3 separate regions of the Homo sapiens genome follow, and regions 1 and 2 are each linked to region 3. A link is an interaction called in ENCODE POLR2A ChIA-PET data of the cell type or tissue named here. Cell type or tissue: PC-9. All regions are shown on one strand.

What was found. ChIA-PET counts read pairs that join two places held together with the same protein. Peaks named below come from ENCODE experiments on the same cell type or tissue, not always from the same donor. Only the 100,000 strongest peaks of a DNase experiment are listed, where the experiment ranks them.
Region 1: POLR2A ChIA-PET joins it to region 3 with 9 read pairs; 2 of 35 experiments call an interaction of 5 or more read pairs at or near these places.
Region 2: POLR2A ChIA-PET joins it to region 3 with 5 read pairs; 2 of 35 experiments call an interaction of 5 or more read pairs at or near these places.

Annotation. Positions count from the first base shown.
Region 1 is chr1:36,531,916-36,534,415 of GRCh38, reverse strand. No RefSeq gene overlaps it. Among named protein-coding and RNA genes, the nearest start is that of CSF3R, 50 kb to the right of the region's middle. RefSeq lists an enhancer at 1-31. In PC-9, no CTCF peak of the experiment used is centred here; no DNase peak of the experiment used is centred here; H3K27me3 peaks cover 2,399 bases.
Region 2 is chr1:36,515,826-36,518,325 of GRCh38, reverse strand. No RefSeq gene overlaps it. Among named protein-coding and RNA genes, the nearest start is that of CSF3R, 34 kb to the right of the region's middle. RefSeq lists enhancers at 1,560-1,609, 1,650-1,739. In PC-9, CTCF peaks have their summits at 1,575 and 1,774 (motif pointing left); no DNase peak of the experiment used is centred here.
Region 3 is chr1:36,433,968-36,436,467 of GRCh38, reverse strand. The region is part of intron 2 of OSCP1 (organic solute carrier partner 1); the gene reads left to right. LOC107984940 (a long non-coding RNA gene) reads right to left here and starts at 603. Exons shown (of 3, transcript XR_001737976.2): 1 at 515-603. In PC-9, no CTCF peak of the experiment used is centred here; no DNase peak of the experiment used is centred here; H3K27ac peaks cover 1,651 bases.

The DNA.
Region 1 (2,500 bases), 98 kb before region 3:
AGAGAGAGAAGTTAATCCCGCAAAGCCCCAGCAAACTCCAAAGTGGATCAAAGAGCTTGACTGCGAGGACTCTGAGACGCTGTGACCACAGCTCAGCCAGTGACTTGCATTTGCTATTTTGGAGCCACCCAGCCATCAGGCAAAGCTACAATCTTCAGGTACATGGATTGCAGAGCGCTTTTAACACAAAACCTCATGATCTCCTATGGGAATAGGATCACAAAATGGAGGTGGTGAGAAAAGAAAACTTTTGATGACTCTTTGTCTGGTGAAGCACCCTATGCTAGGCTCAGGCTGCATGGGTCATCACATGTGGATCCAAGTCATCCACACGTGGATATAGCCACAGCTTGGATATAGCCAGAAAAGTTACCCTAATTATATCCCCAGGGGAGAGAAAAATACGCCCGCAACAACAGTGCATGTTGGCAGTGGTCTGAGAATCACCATTTGGCTATGATAGCCATGTCCCAGTTGGGACTGCCAGTGCTGGCCTCACAGAAGTCCCAATACACCAAGTTATCTGGTAGCAGAGTGGTGTTTCTGCTGTGTGTGAGTTCAGCTGGGATATTTACTGGCGGCATTCAGCTGACAAGTGGATTCGGCTGGAAGGTCAAGGAGATCTCATTCATTTGTCTAGTGCCTCAAAGTTGTTCCACATGGTCTCTCTCATTCCATGTGGCTAGCTTAGGCTTCCTCACAATATGGCAGTAGGATAGTCAGCCTTCTTACATGGCAGCTGCCTTCTAAGAGCAAGTGTTACAAGCAACAAAAGTAGAAGTCGCAGATCTCATAAGATTTGGCCATAGAAATTACACGGCATCACTTTTGTTATTGGTAAAAGCTGTCAGAGGCCAGCTTAAATTCAAAGAGAAAGAAAATACATTCCACCTCTTATGGAAGGAGTGGCAAAGAATGCATGGCCATCTTTAACCCACCATAGAGACCCAGACACTTGATGGGGCCACATTCTAAGCCCAGAATAGCTGTTCAAAACCTCAACTTGTCCAGTCCAGGGTAAAGAAAACTGACTAGGGAAAAACGCACGTGAATGCTGGGATAAAGGGGCATGCATATTACCCAGATTCACAGCTGGAGCCTTAGAGAATGGGGGATCCCAGATGACTTCTCCTTCCATAGCTTCCCAGACCATGAGAGCAGGAACTGACCACCTATATCTTCCAATGCACCTGCCCCCAGGGCTAAGTCGGGGTTGAACACAGGGGGCCAGAGATGGGGTATGCAGTGGGCAGTGGTGGTCACTGGCTTTAGGATCCTTCCTGGGCCAGGCTTTTCTTCTCTGCCCAACTTTTGGAGACTGCTGAATTGGGAAGGACTTTTACTCTCATTGCTCAAAGCCTGGAGTGACCCACTGTGATGGTTAATTTCATGTGTTAACTTGACTGAGCCATAGGGTGCCCAGATATTTGGTCAAACATTATTCTGGGTGTGTGGGGGTGGAAAGGTAGGTGTTTTCTTAATGAGATTAACATTTTAGCTGGTAGACTGAGTGTCTGAGATAGGAAAAAACCAAACTGTGTTTTCTACTCTCACACACAGTTAACAAAATACTCTTAACACAGAACACTGCACCTCTGGCATCAAAAATCCCCACACACAACCATTTCTGCAGTGGAGTCCTCTTATTCAATTCAATTCTGACACCATCTACCTGGAGACAGTGTCAGATCCCACAGGTTAAAAGCTCAGTCCTACAAGACTGCCTGAACTCCAGATGTCAATTGCAAGCCCCAGATCGTTTCATCTGTGCTTCTGACCAAAAAGCCATAAATCAAGGTTCCCACAGTCCCCTCCTCAGGTTTAATTTGCTAGAGTAACTCACAGAATTCAGGCAAATACCTTACTTATGTTTACTGATCTATTATAAAGTATATTACACAGGAGATGAACAGGCAGATGGAAGAGATTCATAGGACAAGGCATGTGGGAAGGGCTGCAAAGCTTCCATGCCCTCCCAGGTGCACCATCCTTCACATGTTCAGCTGTCTGCAAGCTCCCCACACCTTGTCGTTTTGAGCCTTTATAGAGACTTCATTACTTAGGCATGATTGAGTAAATCATTGGCCACTGGTGATCAACTCAACCTTCAGCCCCTCTCCCATTCCCAGGAGGTTGGAGATGGGACTGAAAATGCCAACCTTCCAATCATGTGGTTGGTTCCGTGGCAACCAGCCTCCATCCTGAGGCTATCAGTGTCTGAACCCCCAGCCACAAGACATCTCATTAGCATTCAAGGAGGCACCTATCACCTAAGAGATTCCAAGGGTTTTAGACGTGTGTGCCAGGAAGCTGGATGAAGAGCAAATCTGTATTTCACAACATCATGCTGAGTAAAGCAGATTGCCCTCCCCAGTGTGGTGGGCCGAATCTAATCAGTTGAAGGCCTGAAGAAAACAAAAAGTCTGCCTCTTCCTCAAGTTAGAGGGAACTCCTACCCAACTGTCTAGAACTGGGACGTGGGTCTTTTCCTGCCTTCAGA
Region 2 (2,500 bases), 82 kb before region 3:
TAGCTTAGAAAGACTGCCAAGAGGGCCCCTCTTGTTGTGAAAGACCATCCAAGGAAGAAACTACAGACTCTCAGTCATCTATTTTAGAGCCCACTCCTTGGGGAAGTCCTTCCTAGTGTCTAACTAAAATTCACTTTGCTGCAATGTGTTTTCACTGCAACCTCTGCCTCCTGGGTTCAAGTCATTCTCAAGCCTCAGCCTCCCAAGTAGCTGGGATTACAGGTGCTCTCCACCACACCCGGCTTATTTTTGTATTTTTAGTAGAGATGGGGTTTCACCATGTTGGCCAGGCTGATCTCAAACTCCTGGCCTCAAGTGATCTGCCCGCCTCGGCCTCCCAAAGTGCTGGGATTACAGGCGTAAGCCACCATGCCTGGCCTTGTTTACTCTTTTTGTGGCCCAGTAGGATCCAAGTCTAGTTGACCAAGGACTATCATTTTCTGGCAAACAAAATAATTTCTCATGCCCCGTTCACAGAGGGGAGGCTGCCTAATGAATTTTTAAAACACTGGAGTCTGGAGTTCAAGTACCCACTCTGCCACTTACTGGCTGTGTGACCTTGGGCAAGTTACCTTGGGGGCTATATGGCAGCTCCAGCTCTTTCCCCTCACCCCAGCTCCAGCCTCCCCGCCAGGGGTGAGACTTTATCTCCCAGGAGCAGGAGGGAGGTGATTTGAAGGAGAACAGAAGCGCTGCTCACTCTGCCCAGAGTAATTGGTGGTAATCCCACAGCCGGGCCTATCACCTCACTCCCAGCTGTGGGGACGCCATGGCCTCATCATCCGTCATTAGTCGGGCTCTCCTGGCGGCTCAATTGTAGAACATGATTTTAATAACCCTGGCAGGAGGGGATCATTTTTCTTTTGTCACTTAACTCCGATTCTGTTGGAGAAAGACGAGACATGAAAAGAGAGAAAGACAGGCTGACAGAGTAAAAGAGGGTACTAGGGACAGAGTCAGGGAGGGAGATGCATCTAGACAGCTGAGGAAGGGGAAGAGGGCAGAGCTAAGGAGAAGCAGGGTGAGGAAGAGGCCCGGTGTGAAAAGAGCAGACAGAGAGAGGAGCTGGGCACTCCTTTCCACCATGTGGTTCCCAGGGTTGCTCTCTCGTTCTGGTCCCCGTCCCCTGCACCCACAGCAGAATGGAGTGGTCAGGTTGCGACACTCCCGATCACACAGGCTTAGACTGCTCCCTGGGGCTCAGCTTAGGGCCTCGAGTGGGTGGACAAAGAATCCCAGTGTTGGGGTGAGGGAGGCTAGGAGAGTTCCTGATTTGGGACTTTTAGCCTAAGAGCTATAATTCCTCTGGAACGCAGCTACAATCCAGTGCAGGGGTTGACAACACACGTGGGCGTCCAACAGGCCTGGGCGGCACACCCAGCCCTGCCACATGCTAGCTGAGTGGACTTGCTGGCCTTTCCTGACCTTGGTGTTCTCATCTGTACAACGGGCACCCACTTCACACAGTTGCTGGTGAATATAGGAGCTGATGGGTGTGCCACGCCTGACACAGTGCCCACTACAGAGAACAGACAACCTGGGCAGCCAAGAGGCTTCTCGGGACAGCATGAGCTGGGGCAAGGAACACGCCAGGAACCTGTGTTCAGACTTCTTGAGGCCTGGGAGGCATCTCACCCCACCAGATACCACCAGCAGAGGCAGGAAGGGGGCCACAGAGGAACTCTGGCAGCATTCAGGGGGCCCTCCAGGACTGCAGCCCAGACCCCCGCCTGGGCAAAGCAAACTTGCAGAACCAGGACCTGAGGCCTGCAAAGCTGGGGGCACAGCGCCACCTGCTGACCATTAGGAGGACGATACAAGAGACCTTTGTCTCTTTCTCCCAATGGCCAGCTGGGATGTGGAGACTGGAGCTTCAGGAAGGCATTAGATTGGAACCCTGGGTCCTTCTTCCTGTCTCAGACCCCACCAGAATCTCCTGGACAGGCCCAGGGGAAGGTGGTGACCAGGCTCATGGGGCAGGTCACAGCTCTCCAAGTCTGCATGTTTCCCTCCAAGCCCCAGGGTCTGGGCCCAGCCCTGGAAAAGAAACATCTTTCATTCAAGTCTGAAAGACTTTTCTGTGGACTGGGGACCTCAGAAAAGAGGGGATCACCCAGTTTCTAACATGGGGAGCCACAGTCTGGTTTGGGAGAAGCTAAAGGCAGTGCCTGGAGGTCAGGGGGTTCTAAGGCATGCAGGCCAGGGAGCACACAAGAAAAGGCCTGCCCGGAGGAAGAGCCTGGACTTGGGGCAGTCGGGGTGTAGCTGGGAACGTTGCAAGGAAGAGGGACCCCTTCGCGAGTCACTAACTCAGGGAGACTCATTTCCTCCGAGGGCCAGGTCTGTGGATGGGTTAGCCCCAGCACCATCTGGTGACCTGAAATGACATCCCCTCTCTAGGTCTGTGAAATGGGTGTGATGGGACAAGGTGGAGGCCCAGGTCTGTCCTGGGCCCAGGGCTCATAGTCCAATGGTGCCATCTCTGATATCTGCTTTCTCA
Region 3 (2,500 bases):
GGAGTTCAAGACCAGCCTTGGCAACATAGCAAGACCCTGTCTCTAAAAAAATAGAGAGGGCCGGGCGCGGTGGCTCACGCCTGTAATCCCAGCACTTTGGGAGGCTGAGGCGGGTGGATCATGAGGTCAAGAGATCGAGACCATCCTGGCTAACATGGTGAAATCTCGTCTCTACTAAAAATACAAAAAAAAAAAAATTAGCCCGGTGTGGTGGTGGGCGCCTGTAGTCCCAGCTACTCGGGAGGCTGAGGCAGGAGAATGGCGTGAACCTGGGAGGCGGAGCTTGCAGTGAGCTGAGATCACGCCACTGCACTCCAGCCTGGGGGACAGAGCAAGACTCCATCTCAAAAAAAAAAAAAAAAATAGAGAGAGAGAGAAAGAAAAATTTTAAAAATCATGATGACTGATGGTGGGAGTTAGACTTGCAGAGTCAGCACTCACTTATTACTGGTACTTAGAAGACTCAGGGAGACAGACTGCCTTTAACTGGGCCCTCTTACCTCTTGCCACTTACCTTTGGAAAGTTACTTTAACTCGGCCAGGCGCGGTGGCTCATGCCTGTAATCCCAGGACTTTGGGAGGCCGAGGCAGGCGGATCACGAGGTCAAGAGATCGAGACCATCCTGGCCAACATGGTGAAACCCCGTCTCTACTAAAAATACAAAAAATTAGCTGGGCATGGTGGCAAGTGCCTGTAATCCCAGCTACTTGGGAGGCTGAGGCAGGAGAATTGCTTGAACCCGGGAGGCAGAGGTTGCAGTGAGCCAAGATCGCGCCATTGCACTCCAGCCTGGGCAAAAAGAGCAAAACTCTGTCTCAAAACAAAAAAAAAAAAGTTACTTTAACTCTCTGAGCCTTCATTTTCTCATCTGTAAAATGAGGATAATAAATGCTACTTCATCAATTATTAGGATAATTAAGTGAGAAACATACCTAGGCCTGGCATATAGCTGTTCAATAAATATTAATTATATTTTCAGTTCTGCTTGCTCTTCTCTCTCTGCCTTTAAAAAAGTTTAGAGACTGAGCACAGTAGCTCACACCTGTAATCCCAGCACTTTGAGAGGCCCAGGTGGAAGAATCACTTGAGCCTGGGAGTTCAACACCAGCCTGGGCAACATAGCAAAAACCCGTCTCTAATATTTTTTAACATATTAAAAAAAAAACCATAGTGAGACCTCATCTCTACTAAAAATTAGAAGAACTAGCTGGTCACACAGTGGCACACAACTGTAGTCCCAGCTACTCAGGAGGCTGAGACAGGAGGATAGCTTGAGCAGGGGAGGTTGAGGCTTCAGTGAGCTGTGTTCACGCCACTGTACTCCAGCCTGGGTAACAGAGTGAGACCCCCATGTCAAAAAAAAAAAAAAAAAAAAGAAAAAGAAAAGAAAAGAAAAGGAAGTTTAAATTTCCATAGAGGAAGGACACAGAACTTAGAATTAAAAAAGCTGAGTTTAAGCCTTAGCTCTACCAGTTACTAGCTGTGAGACCCAATTTACTGAATTACTCTGAACTGGCATTCCTTCATCTTATACCTGTTTTTATTCTTTATTTCTAGCATGGTTTCCTATATACGAGCACTTAATGTTTGACAATGATGGCAGAGTCTCAAATCTGTATCTCCAGTATTGTACTTTCCCAATCCCCATGCACACACACCAGGCTATTCCTGTTTTCTGGGGCTTGTTTTAATTTCTTTTTTTTTTTTTTTTTTTTTTGAGACAAAGTCTCACTCTGTCACCCAGGCTAGAGTGCAGTGGCACTAACTCGGCTCACTGCAACCTCTGCCTCCCAGGTTCAAGCAATTCTCCTGTCTCAGCCTCCTGAGTAGCTGAGATTACAGGCACGCACCACCACACCCGGCTAATTTTTGTATTTTTAGTAGAGATGGGGTTTCAACATGTTGGCCAGGCTGGTCTCGAACTCCTGACCTCAGGTGATCCACCCACCTCGGCCTCCCAAAGTGCTGGGATAACAGGCGTGAGCCACTGCATCTGGCTAGCTATTCTGGTTGTATGCCACCTTCTAAGTGGAAATGTTTGGCTGCAGGTAGGAGAAATGGGATTGTGTAGCAGGGTCCTGGCAAGTGCCTTAGAATCTGATAGTCTTGAGGTCAAATATCATTCTGCACTTACCAGCAATATGAAATTAGGCAAGTTTCCTCATTATTAAACTGGGCTAATACCTACCTCATAGAGTTCTTGTGAAGAATAAATGGGATCAAATGAGGTAATATATATACACGTGCTTGGCATGACACTCAGATGGTAGTTGTTTATCGTTTCAATCCTGCCCCAGACATGTCCTTAAGTTAACCGTCCATCTTCTCTCCTGGCTCTTCCGCTCCCACATCCCTCAGACGTCTTTTCCTCCATCAATAGCATCATCCCTCCCCACCCGCACTAGGCTGAAAAGGTGCAGTCCTTCTGGACAACCCTGATCATCATCCCCCAAATCTAGGCAGTCACCACCTACTGACAGCTTTTCCTTCTAAATATCG